Regions from separate parts of the Homo sapiens genome. Here regions 1 and 2 are each linked to region 3. Evidence: chromatin contacts called from ENCODE Hi-C data. All regions are on one chromosome and are shown on one strand. Each heading gives the region's core, a stretch centred on a gene start or an enhancer-like site at or near the end of the contact. The rest is flanking DNA. Distances are from core to core; before and after follow the strand shown. Region 1 overlaps CAMK2D (calcium/calmodulin dependent protein kinase II delta). Region 2 overlaps ARSJ (arylsulfatase family member J). Region 3 holds the start of UGT8 (UDP glycosyltransferase 8).

Region 1 (4,167 bases), core at 821-3,320, 910 kb before region 3:
TTTGCTGGATGAAATAAGGACTAAAGTACATGGGGCCCTATGACTATAATAAACCCATCTGCATTCACTGCTTTACTTAGATAAATAAAAGACTCATAGTTTCATCATGTTCAATCATCTGCTAGCTACCCTAAATACATTTGAGTCACATGATCTATAATGCAGAAAACAAATAAAAAGGTATTTGGAAATTAGTCAATGCTCATCCAACATCTGAAAACTGCCTTTCTAAATTAAAGTGAAGAGTGAATAAAAATCTAAGGAGCAAAATATTTTAAACACAACTAATATGTGTTATCTTACCCTATTCATGACATTTAATTGGTGATCTCAACTCCAGGTAATAGGCTGTGTGCACTTATTTTTCCCCACCCACCTCCTATCATACACAGACAAAAGAAACTATCTCAAGTGGGTGTAATGGTTCAGTTTCAAGCATTTCAAAATCCTCCACCACCTGCACAGGAAACTGTGACTGAAAACCAGACAGGGCACCGCAGAGCAGCACTGATGATACAGGAACATGGCTGAGAGGTGAATCTGGTTACTAGACAGTTGAATGAAATCAGCAGAGGGGAGATGGTACTCCCAATGAAGAGCACATGACACTTAAGGGCAAATAAACACCACCATACAATGAAAGAAGCACCAAAACCGGAGTTACTTATTAAGTGCTACGGAAACACAGATGAGAGAAAATACAATTTTACAACAATGCATAAAAGAGTTGTGAAGGCTGATATGGGCTTTGAAGAATAAATAGGCGTTTTCTGGGTAGAAAAAGATGAAGTAAATTTCAGATAAAAGGAATAGCATGATTAACATCACAGAGTCAGAAAACTATCTGGAAGGTTTGGAGAACAGCAATAGTTTGATATACTTGTCTGTGGATAACAACCTCAAATGTGAGCAGGGAAAAACATAAAAAGCTAACAAATTAATCCTGTGCTAATATGTTAAGATTTTCTGCTGCAGGAAATATCGGTTTTGATCAGAGGCACGAGGAACCAGATTCTGTGTGCAACACAATATAGTAGTTAAGAGTATAGATTTTAGAGTTAGACTGCCTGGGTTCAGACTGACTTTACCACTTAGGATTGTTTCTGACCTAGAGTGAGCTTTTTGACCTCTCTGTACCTCAGTTTCTTCTTTTGTAAAATGAGGATGTTAACAGCACCTACCTCATGGAATTGTTGAGAGATTTATATATAAAAAGTTAGAACAGTGCCTGGCATATAGGAAGCAAGACAAAACTGCTGGCTATGAATGCTGTTTTTGAAAATCAGGGTTGATGACACTGTGGAGTACACAATGGAACCAGAGAATGAAAGTCTACAGGCAGGGACTTCAGTTAGAAAGCTAATGAAAATTGTATCTGTAAAAATTAAATGCATCTGTGAGTACATTTCTTTGTAGAGATAACCACATTGGATAGCCATGTATCATATAAATTAACACGTCATACAAAATATATTTACATAAAAAGTCAGACACATGTATGTATGCATGTGTATGTATCTCCAAATCTCTTAGGCAAACTCATATACATGCCAGAATATAAGACATAAAAACAAATATACTCCCTACAGACAACCTTGTATGTACTGTATGTATAATTATAATTTCAAATTTAGTAAGTTGGAAGGTAAATGACTGAAAAGAATGATTGCTTTTTTCTTCTTTGTGTAACAGAGGACTTGCTCAGAACAAGGGAAGAAGATGACTATGCAGCTGCTCGGTAACAGCGTCTAGTCACACTCTGAGATACTGAGGTCAGCAAGAACAGAGGATGCACACTATGTCCCATCTTGCCTTTCTGCCCAGAAAGTCTCAGTTACTGGAAAAGCTTCAGAAATATTTACCAAAAAATCCATTTGAAATCCTGAAATTCTACTTCTCAGAAAAACAGTATTACTCTTGTCTAGAAATAACATTCAGGCCTCAAAGTGCTATACTGTCATTACTTCTAAAAATAAACTGAGCAAATCCAAGTCTTGAGGTCAGTTTCAAATAATGTGCTGCAGCAATGACACAAGCAACAGCTCCACTCTGTCCCACTGGAGGCAGTGCATTCCCTGAGGGCTTGAGAGCACAGGCCTGCTGCTCCTCATCTCTCCCTGGAAAGAGCTGGCAGCAGATGACCAGACAGGCCTCTAAGGCAGAAGGTACTGAGCAAAGTCCTTCTCTCTTTGTTGATTCTCTTTAGTAAGGCACCTGGAGAGAGTAAACCAATGATAGGAGGGAGTCGCCAATCCAGCAGCCTCTCCAGATGGCAGCTCAATTTTTCTCCTAGCATCCTCTAAATGATTTTCTAAGACCACCATCATGTGTAAGAATGCTTGATACCACCTTATATCATTTGAACAGATACAAATGACTTACATTTCAGACTTCTTTTTTTTTTTTTTTTTTAGACAAGGTCTTACTCTGTCACCCAGGCTGGAGTGGAGTGGCGCGATCTCTGCTCACTGCAGCCTCTGCCTCCCAGGGCTCAAGCAATCCTCCCACCTCAGCCTCCCAAGTAGCTGGAACTATAGGCGTGCGCCACAACACTTGGTAATTTTCATATTTTTTGGTAGAGATGGGGTTTCACCATGTTGCCCAGGATGGTCTTGAACTCCTGGCTTCAAGTGATCCTCCCAACTCAGCCTCCCAAAGTGTTGGGATTACAGGCATGAGCCACTGCACCTGGCCACATTTCAGACTTTAAATAGGAAACACATGAGCCCGTGAAAGGTAATAAATTAGGTGTATAAATTATGAAAAATTAGAGAAAAACAAAATTAGGTAATATTACAAGAAGTGACAAGTAGAGACATTTTAATTTTATGTCAATGTAATTAATTGATGCTATAATATAACCAATGCTATTTTTGAGAGATAGGGCTGATAATATTGTGGAGTATGGAACCAGAGAATGAAAGTCTACAAGCAAGGGCCAGGCACGGTGGCTCATGCCTGTAATCCTGGCACTTTGGGAGGCTGAGGTAGGTGGATCACTTGAGGTCAGGAGTTCAAGACCAGCTTGACCAACATGGTGAAACCCCCGTCTCTACTAAAAATACAAAATTATCTGGATGTGGTGGCGCATGCCTGTAATCCCAGCTACTCGGGAGGCTGAGGCATGAAAATTGCTTGAACCTGGGAGGCGGAGATTGCAGTGAGCCGTGATCATGCCTTGCACTCCAGCCTGGGCAACAGAAAGAGATTCTGTCTCAAAAAAAAAAAAAAGTGATAAACTAAATAAACGAATAATGAATAAATGCCAAGTCACTAAAATGTACTTGATTCTAAGCAAGATATCTGCTATTAAAACTTAATTTTTATCTTGAAAGAAATGGGAAGAAATTATCAAAATATTTTCAGATAATAAACTCCAAATAACTGATATTTATCTACATAGAAAGTTGTCCTTTACTATCTTTGTAGTAGTGTCTTCTACTATGGTTGTAGTAGTGTCAGTGCCTGTACTTTTTCTCAATTCTCTGTAAAAATACCTAAATATTGTTTACATATCTGAAAAGGTACAGGGACATACCTATATTCCCAAGTTTTCCCTTACAAAAGTAATTAACTTTTTATTTCTCTGCTTTGCTAGCAACAAAACTCTCAAAATCTTAAGTAAGGTACCCTTCTAATTGCCATAATAATTCAAACATTTCTTTAGGACCTCTAATTGTAAGAGATGATTTTTATTACACCTTTGATGCATTAATTTTTAAATTTAAGAAGGAAGCACACAGCTTACTTTTGGAATAAATTTCCTCCTGGAGTAATCAAGAATTTTGGAAATTAATTCTGTAAAAATTGTGAGCCACAACCCAAGCATCTGGAGTCCTACAATGCTCTCAATATATTTTTAACATGATCATTGAGAAAAAAGCCATCAGCCCTTATTTCTCAACGAGAGCCATTCTCATCCATAGTGATTAGTGTGAGATTTTACGCCAAGCTTTCATGAGTTTTAAGACAAACTTATTAAGCACCTTTCTTATTTACAATACAGGTATGTGTATACACACACACACACACACACACACACACATACACTTCAAGTTGCTCAATTTTAAAATAAAGATATCTTTTAAAAATAATATAGGTAGAAGGGACCAAAAAATGTAGCTCCAAAATGTAAAACTCCAGATTCATGGATATAAGTTTCCCAGG
Region 2 (3,885 bases), core at 1,161-3,660, 650 kb before region 3:
GAAAATCAAACACCACATGTTCTCACTCATAAGTGGGAGTTGAACAATGAGAACATATGGGCACAGGGAGGGGAACATAACAGGGGGTTGCGGGTGGGGTGAGGGGCTAGGGGAGGGATAGCATTAGGAGAAATACCTAATGTAGATGGCGGTTGATGGGTGCAGCAAAACACCATGGCATAAATATACCTAATGTAACAAACCTGAACGTTCTGCACATGTATCCCAGAACTTAAAGTATAATAATAATAATAAAACAACAACAACAAAACGAAATATGCTACATCTTCCCTAGCACTTTTTTTCTGGCTAGAATTGAAGATCTGGTGAGTACCAGAGACTATCTCTTTCCTTTATGCTTGACTTTCATCAAAGGCGGTAAAAAAAGGCTCATGGACACAACTTGAGGTGGTGGACGCTGGACCTTGCCATTTCCGAAAGAAGTTCAAGAATCTGTACCCAGTGAACAAGGACTAGCCTTTCATCATTCCATAGGTATTTACTGATGGCTCCCTTAAGGCCCAACTTAAACGTAGACAGAGATGATGTTACTAGCTGAGTGTTATTGCGGATTTAGTCCATGCCAGTCTCTGTACTAAGGACTTTACCTCCCTTTCCCTATTTGCTCCTCATTGCCCCATGGGATAGATATATTAGTGTCATCTGAATATGAAGAAATGAAGGCAAAAAGAGTGAAAACTGATGATCTCTTCACTGTTAATGCACTTTTGCGATCTGTACTCCACTCCAAGTATATTTTGTTAGATCCTTATGTCTTGGAACACCCTTGAGAAGTAGAAGAGCATTGCTATGGCACACAGTTTGTCTTCCCCTTAATTTTAAAAGCTCTTTGGTGGACATAAAAGAGGTGTTGGAGATGTTCTTTCCTCTAGTTTCCCCCCAACTTTTAATCTGGAAATGGAGGCAGACACTGTAGAAGCCCAGGCTCTGGGGGTTCATAGAAATAGATGCTATACAGATGTAAGCTATATGGTTCTCGGGAAATAAAATGAAGTTCTAATAAAATGTACTGAAAAGTGATTACACGGCCCTAATAATGTGGGACTGTCTGAAAGGAGAAACCTGTTTCTGAAAGAACAGCTTCTCCTTTTCCCTCCCTTTGAAGTGATTTCAGCTGCCCAGAGCTGCCCTGAAGGAAATCCATCATAGAAAAGAAAGAATAGTCCTATTCTAACCCTCCCCCTTCCTTTTATGCTCCCCTAATACCTGCCTCTGCTGCAACCTCATCATTGCTTTATGACTGGCTGGTGAAGGGAAAAGCTATTCCTAGCATAGCAGATGTAGGAAGCCCCATCCAGATGAGCCCTGGAGCTGGCAGTAGGTTTGGTTTGGTAATGAGGAAACAGCTCAAGAGAAGCATGGGAAAGGGACATTGAACTATTCACTGAGAAACATTATCCAACAGTTGTGAGACAAATCTTGAAAGAGAGAGAAAGAGGGAAAAAGGGTGAATATAAGATGAGGGAAAGGGAAGAAAGAGAGGGAGAGGAAGAGGGGAGAGATAGTAATTTTGCTTCAAAAGGCCTGCAAATTCTGGAAGTATATAAATTCTGTTTGGTTTTGTAATGTGAATATTAAAATATTACACATCAGCCCCTTAAACTTATGCTAAAGTGACTGTATTCTCTTTATTTTTATAGCTATTAAGTCTTGCACATTAAGAGCGTATGCTTTCCTGATTATACCGTGACTAGGCATAAGAATGGGAATTATTTTCTCTGGAGTTTGTTATGAGGCAGCACCCTATTCTTAAAGAAATTTGCATACAGTTGAAGCACTGGTATACTGACGTGGTGTCCTGTTGTTCTGTTTATGGCACCAAACACTGCCAACACTGCCCAAGACTAAGAATTGGGAGAAAGGATTGGGAATAAAGGGAAATAAATGGAAGTTTTAAAAATGCTTGAAGAAACAAATAGAAACCAGAATCATAAAAGATAAAGATTTATGAGAAGGCATTAGAAACCCAGGGCAGTACAGCTATAAAGGCCCATACTTGTTACTTAGTAGTACAGCTGTCAAAAATGCTTCCAATATGGGGAAGTTCAATATCTCACCAGACAGCTCATTTTATTTCTGAAGAGTTTACTAATATAAGGTTCTCATTTGGATTAATCCAGGCTCTTCTTGTCTGGAATCTTAACAAATCTGGAATCTCTTCTATGTTAATGTTCTTCAAATATGTGAAGACAGTTACCACGTTTCTGAGTTGTTTCAGTTATTTCAGCCAATCCTCATGCTCTCTGGTTGCCAGATCTCCTTGGCACACACTTCAGTGTGTCAGTGTCCCTCTTACAATCTGGCACTTTGAATTGAACATAATCCTTCAGATGTGGTCTGGACAGTGTAAAGTTCAATGGGACTACTCCCTTTCTTGATCTGAAGTCGACACTTTATTAAGACTCACACGAGCTTATTTGGCAGCACGTCATACTGTTGGCACACGGTGAACTTGCAGGCAGCTAAAACCCCAAGTTATTTCTTTTTTCTATATTCACTGTTCTTAAGCCAGTTGTCCTCTCTCGTAGAAGAGGAGTTTATTTTATGAATCTACAGAGAGAATGTTTTGTTTCTTGACGCCTTCTCTCATTCTTCCTGCTCTTTAAAGATCTAGAAGATACTTAATTTTGTCCTTCAATATGTTAGCTATCCCTCCTGTTAATTCTGGTAAATATGTGTCTTCATCTGAATCATGCGTTTAAGAGTTTGAGGGGACAGAACTAACTCAGAACAAAGCCTTATAAATTGTTATTGAATAACTGCCCTTAGGTTAACTTTGATTTGTTACTCAATTCCCTTTTTAATGTCACGTTCAACTTTTTACTTATCATTCAGTTTATTTTTTTTCTGATTAAAAGGATTGTCTTTTCTACAAGGCTTGTTGAAACTGAGACATAGCATATGTATAACCTCCCCGGATTTTGCATGCTGGAAGAAATTTACTTTTCTTTTTCATTTTTTAAGAGACAGGGTCTCACTATATTGCCCAAGCTGGAGTGCAGTGACCATTCACAGGTGCATTCATAGTGTACCGCAGCCTTAAACTCCTGGCCTCAAGCAATCCTCTCATCTCAGCCTCTCAAGTAGCTGGCACCACTGCAAGAAATTTAAGTGATATATTTTGGGCTTGAATTATTTTCAAACAATTTAAGACCACTTCTAATAATCACCAATTCCTGTAGTAACTTACTGAATAAAAACCAACTTCCCAGCCAACTTGATTTTTTAAAATCAGGGAACCACAGTCAACCTATTAATTAGTTTTATTTCTAAAATCCAGACTTCTCTCTTTTTTGACATTGAGATACTAGTCTTCCATATCCTTGCTTTTTATGAGTCTTCAATGAATGCTTTAAAATATTTTCATACGCATATCAATATTTAAAATATGGCATGTAATGTAATGCACTCTGGGTTCTCAATTTAGCGAACTGTTCCTACAGTCTGTTAACCCATGAAACCAAGCGCTTTAATACAAGGTTAAACGCTTGGGTGAGGTAATGCTGAAAGCAGTCACTAGAGGGAAATAGAGGGCTGAGAACTAGGTACAGGAATGGTCGACCCCTGGTTAGAAGGACCAAGAGAACGATAGGCTGGAGAAGGCTAAACCTCTGTAGAAGAGGCTACTCTCAGGTTTACCCCGAAATTCCACTTTAGATATGGTTCACATAAGAACAGAGATAGAGCTGGGACGCAATCAAGACAGATCAGCCAGTCAGCACTCAGTTGGAAGACACATCAATGACAAGGTTTTTAGGAAGTTTGATATCAATGCCAGAAAATGACCTTGAAGCAGGAGTCTTAGTGTCATGGTTGAAATCTGCAGTCCAAGCTAAGATCAAAATTATATCAATTCAGCAATAA
Region 3 (4,219 bases), core at 1,482-3,981:
TTGCAACCTAAACTTATTGGTCTTGTGACTGCAGCTGTGCAGGAGCTTGCTGGCCTGTAATAAACTTGAGTAATTTGGAGTTGGGGAGTATAGATAAGGTCCACTGTCCACAGAGACAGGACAGGCTGTTAACATTCTCCTTTAACTTGAGTGTAAGGGGGCAGGGATCACACTTTGCAGAAACTTTAAGAGGATTTTAAAATTTCTATTACTACTACTATTAAGTTACGTTTGATTTCATTAATTTCTTCTTCAAATTCTAGGAAGTCTGATCCCAGAGTTAATGGTGAATGATTACAAAACTTATATAATATCTCACATATGGTTGTTTATATTTTCCAATAAAGTTATATGGGGTGAATAATTATAACAAGTATTTCTGAAAAAAATAACAATTGAGAATACTGATATATATAGTCCACAGAAATAATGAGGGAATTTTAATACCATACTCCACATTGGCTGAAACTTTCTCACTGCAGGCTATGCTGTCCCATTCAACATTCTATAAACTAAAGATGATAGGGAGAATCTTGTTTAATCTGAATGGGAGCTTGAAGGATACATTAAATATGGAAAATATGCATCCTTCCTTAAAGAGAAGTAGCAAATGTTTTCATTATTCATTTATTCAACCACTTAGCCAATAATGTTAACAATTAAAGGTGGGAGCATTAAAAAAAGGAAAAGTGGGGTGGGGCGGTGAAATGAACCTCACTGATTTCTTGCTTTTATCATTTCAAACTCCAAAAGTGTATTTCAACTATTCATATGATGATTGAATAAACTTGTTTTACATTATGGAACACCCTTACTGTGTAGAGCTGTGAGAAATTCAATAATCAGTATTTAATGTGGACAAAAATAGATAGATTAGAGAAACAATAAACATGGACATATCTACACATAATATATACTCCTTTTCTATCCAAAAATCTGACAAAAACCTTACACAATGGTCAGTTTACACCATTTTAAGGACAAGGATGTGGTGAAACAATTTTAAACATTTTTATATAATAAAAGAAAAAAGTTGTTTTAATTGCTAATGATCAAGTTTTTACCAAGAATTTACATATGCATCATCAAACAGTAGCTTGAAACTGAAGCTTGACCTTTGAGAAATAAAGCTTTTAAAGTAAATGTCTAAATTCTCTTTTCTTTATTATGTTACATTTCATTTACTTTAGGTTTTCTAGTGCAATTTAAATAAGAAATAAATAGAGAGTATGGTAATCAGGTACAAAGGCTGTGAAAATATTCCCTGCATTTTGCACAGGGAATATGTTCAAATTCCTAATCTGCAAAGAAGAAAAGTGCATTTTCTTTTTTGAAATGGCATTTGAAGATCTCTCCATCCATGAACATTCTTGAGCATATGGATTTTACAATAACAGCAGTGTATATTAGTTTTTTAATTTATCATTAACTGATAACATATACAGTAAAATATAATTTCCGTTTTCTTATCTAAGGGCAGAAAATCCCAACCTATTTCTGAATCTCACTTTGGAACAAGGACAGAATGACCTGACATGGCATTTTTGATTTCCAACGTTTAAACGCATAACGTTTGTGTGCTATGGAAGCATCTTAGCTTCTGGAATTTATGCTCGACACGAAACATAAACAATAAACAATTCAGTCCACGTTATATAGACATATCTCATATATATATGAGATATATATATATAAAATATCTTACGCACATGCACACTTAGACTTTCTCGGTTTTCATGAAACTCACAATCTACCTCAGGCGCTCAAAGGCACTCGGCCTCTCAGGTCTGAGGCACCACAGAGAGGCTTCCTTGGGCACAGTTGCTTGCTGGTCAAGACGCCAACTTGGCAAGGTTATGCTGCTGGCAAAGGCAGATTCGTCAGAATAAAGTCGCCACAGGCTCAACCAGGCAAATCATGAATGGCCCTTTCAGCAGGAGCCTGAGAGGAGGGATGTTATTCAGCCCAGCAACCCTATTTACTTTTTTTCAGGATCCCCAAACTCGCGTTTTTTAAGGCTTTCCGCTACAAGAGAGCCAGAATTGAAGCCTGGGTTGGCGGCAGTGCAGGTACCTGCTCACCTAAGCATCCCTCTTTTAATTTTCCTAACTCCTCCACCCACTTGCCCAAGTATAACTTTTGAATGGATTCAGCAGAAGTGAGGCAGGAAAGGCAGGAAGATGAGAAAAGGCGCGACATCAACACGCAGAGCTCACTGAGCCGCCTTGATGATAAAAGGCGGGCACAGGGACTACGTGGGTGGTGGCAGAAAGGGCGCGGGACACGCCTCGCAAAGAGGGAAGAGTGGGCGGGGCCACGTGCCGTTGTCAGAGTTCGCAACTCGAGCGCCCAGAGGGCTCGCGAAAAGTCCCAGCCTGCAAGCCAACCTCGCTCAGCGGACGACTGGCCGGATCCCAACGCGCTGCCCCTTGCCCAGCCTGCGAGCGCGTGGTACGAAGGCGCGTCTGCATCCATGCCCCAGCCCGGGGAGCTGGAGGCGCTCGCAGTCAGAGGCGAGTGATGCTAGGCTGAGCGCGTGGCGGCCCGTGTCGTGCCCCGCTGAGCCAAGTGCGGAAGGGCAGCGGCGCGCTCCGACTCTGCTCGCCGCACGCAGGGCGGGGCGCGGCTGGGGGGCGGGGGGCCTGGCCGCCCGCTGGGAGCTGCGGACGAGCAGGCGCGCTGAGGACCCGAGGGAGGACACGGTTAAAGCATTGCTATCAACTGTGAACCCAGAGAGCCCTCCTTAGCCAACACGCTAACTCCGAAGCCTCCCTTACGCCCCCGAACCACCGAAGGCGGCGACACCTGATTCAGCGCACAAACACAGGTCCCTTCTGTCCCGGATACAATTACGCGGCAGACACACACTCAAACTCGCGCGGGGCAGCCAAGAGACGAGGTGAGCGGAGGGACCACGCCGTTCCAGAGGGCGGAAGGGGGGGCGGTCTGGGTGGAGGAGAGGGGCGTTGTTTGCTCCCTGAGGTGAGTGCCGGGCGAATGGCTGCTGTCCAGGGGCGGGGGGGTGGGAATTAGAAAGCACAGACAGGGTTGGGCTGAGGAAGTTAGAAGTGGTTAGTGGGGGTTGGCGGGGTAGGGAGAAAGGCTAGGGGTTGAGGGGGTGTGAAGGAGATCTTTTTAGGCTGGCCCCTCATAGCGCCCGCGATCCTGTTTCTGCCATATGGCATCCGTTCGAGGGTTCTCTCGCGTTTGTGCGCTCAAGGCAGAGGGAGGGTATAACGGGGAGGCGATTCGGCCGAGGACCTTGTACTTGACCCCTGAAGGGATGGGCACCGCGGAGCCCAGAGGCCAGAGCCAGCTGCCAGGGCAGGGATGGAGGTGGGGGACCAGGAGGAGCTTCGGGACCTCTTCAACTCCCCTTTACTCCGTCTTCCCCCTAAGGAGGAACAAGAGCGGGATGTGTTGGGGGTGGGGAATGTCTTGGGGCTGTACAAGCTCGCTGAGACTTTTCGGGGCCCGCCGTTTCCGCGTGCCCGCGCGACTCTCGACAATGGACAGTGTACAGTGGTGGCAGGGTTTCACGGGTCCCCGCGCCGATTTGGGAATGGTACGGGGTGCCCTTGCATTAGAGAAGCCTGTGCGGGCCCCCGGGATTAGAGAAGAGGTGAGCGCCTGCGGGCGGGGAGAGAAGGACGCGCTGCTGGCAAAAAGAAGGGCGCCTTCCATGGACTGGAGGAGCGGCGAGGGAGCCTGGTATGTGTGTTTTGGATTTGAAGGAGGCAAACCGCATCGGAGAGTGCAAGTAGATGCAGTGCGTCGGGGCAAAAGGACAATCTGAGGAGGTGGGCGGGGTACCCAATCTCTATATACAAGCTTTCTGGTTTAATTGAGGGTTTATAAAATTGAGTACGGTAAACCTGCCATTGTGCAGCACTTCCTTAGGAAAGGAATAGCCTCTGTACCTGTACCGCGAGTTCCCATCACCTTTCAGCATCTAGGCGGGGAGAGGAGAGAAGGTAGAGAACTTCTGAGAGAGTTCTGAGAACTAACGCGAATGGCTGGATTGCGCTAACTAGGCGTTCTTAGCAGGAAAATGTCGCCAAGGGAAGGAGTGGGTGGCGGTATCAAACCAGGCGTGCTCTGGAGAATCACCTTTATTATGAGCCAGTGTTAGCAGTGACGATAGAGTCTTTTATTTCTGGGGATCCTATTGGTAAAAATTAGAAAAAAACCACACTACTCCAAATACTCCAAAAATCTT

What was found. A loop is a pair of places that touch in the nucleus more often than their neighbours do. Pooled maps may share reads with other maps.
Region 1: a map with no recorded cell type shows a loop between it and region 3 (9-fold over the local background). The contact joins the enhancer-like site here to the promoter of UGT8 in region 3. A Hi-C loop is called at or near these places in 11 of 37 single-sample maps with no recorded cell type and 5 of 50 pooled maps.
Region 2: a map of breast epithelium shows a loop between it and region 3 (18-fold over the local background). The contact joins the enhancer-like site here to the promoter of UGT8 in region 3. A Hi-C loop is called at or near these places in 1 of 168 maps with a recorded cell type or tissue (breast epithelium), 5 of 37 single-sample maps with no recorded cell type and 2 of 50 pooled maps.

Annotation. Positions count from the first base shown.
Region 1 is chr4:113,682,846-113,687,012 of GRCh38, forward strand. All of the region lies in intron 2 of CAMK2D (calcium/calmodulin dependent protein kinase II delta), which reads right to left. Among named protein-coding and RNA genes, the nearest start is that of CAMK2D, 77 kb to the right of the region's middle. Within about 2 kb of position 2,071, at least 23 of the 41 ENCODE cell types and tissues checked have a DNase peak (open chromatin) inside an H3K27ac peak, as active enhancers do.
Region 2 is chr4:113,949,093-113,952,977 of GRCh38, forward strand. All of the region lies in intron 1 of ARSJ (arylsulfatase family member J), which reads right to left. Among named protein-coding and RNA genes, the nearest start is that of ARSJ, 29 kb to the right of the region's middle. Within about 2 kb of position 2,411, at least 2 of the 41 ENCODE cell types and tissues checked have a DNase peak (open chromatin) inside an H3K27ac peak, as active enhancers do.
Region 3 is chr4:114,596,076-114,600,294 of GRCh38, forward strand. UGT8 (UDP glycosyltransferase 8) reads left to right here and starts at 2,732. Exons shown (of 6, transcript NM_001128174.3): 1 at 2,732-2,899.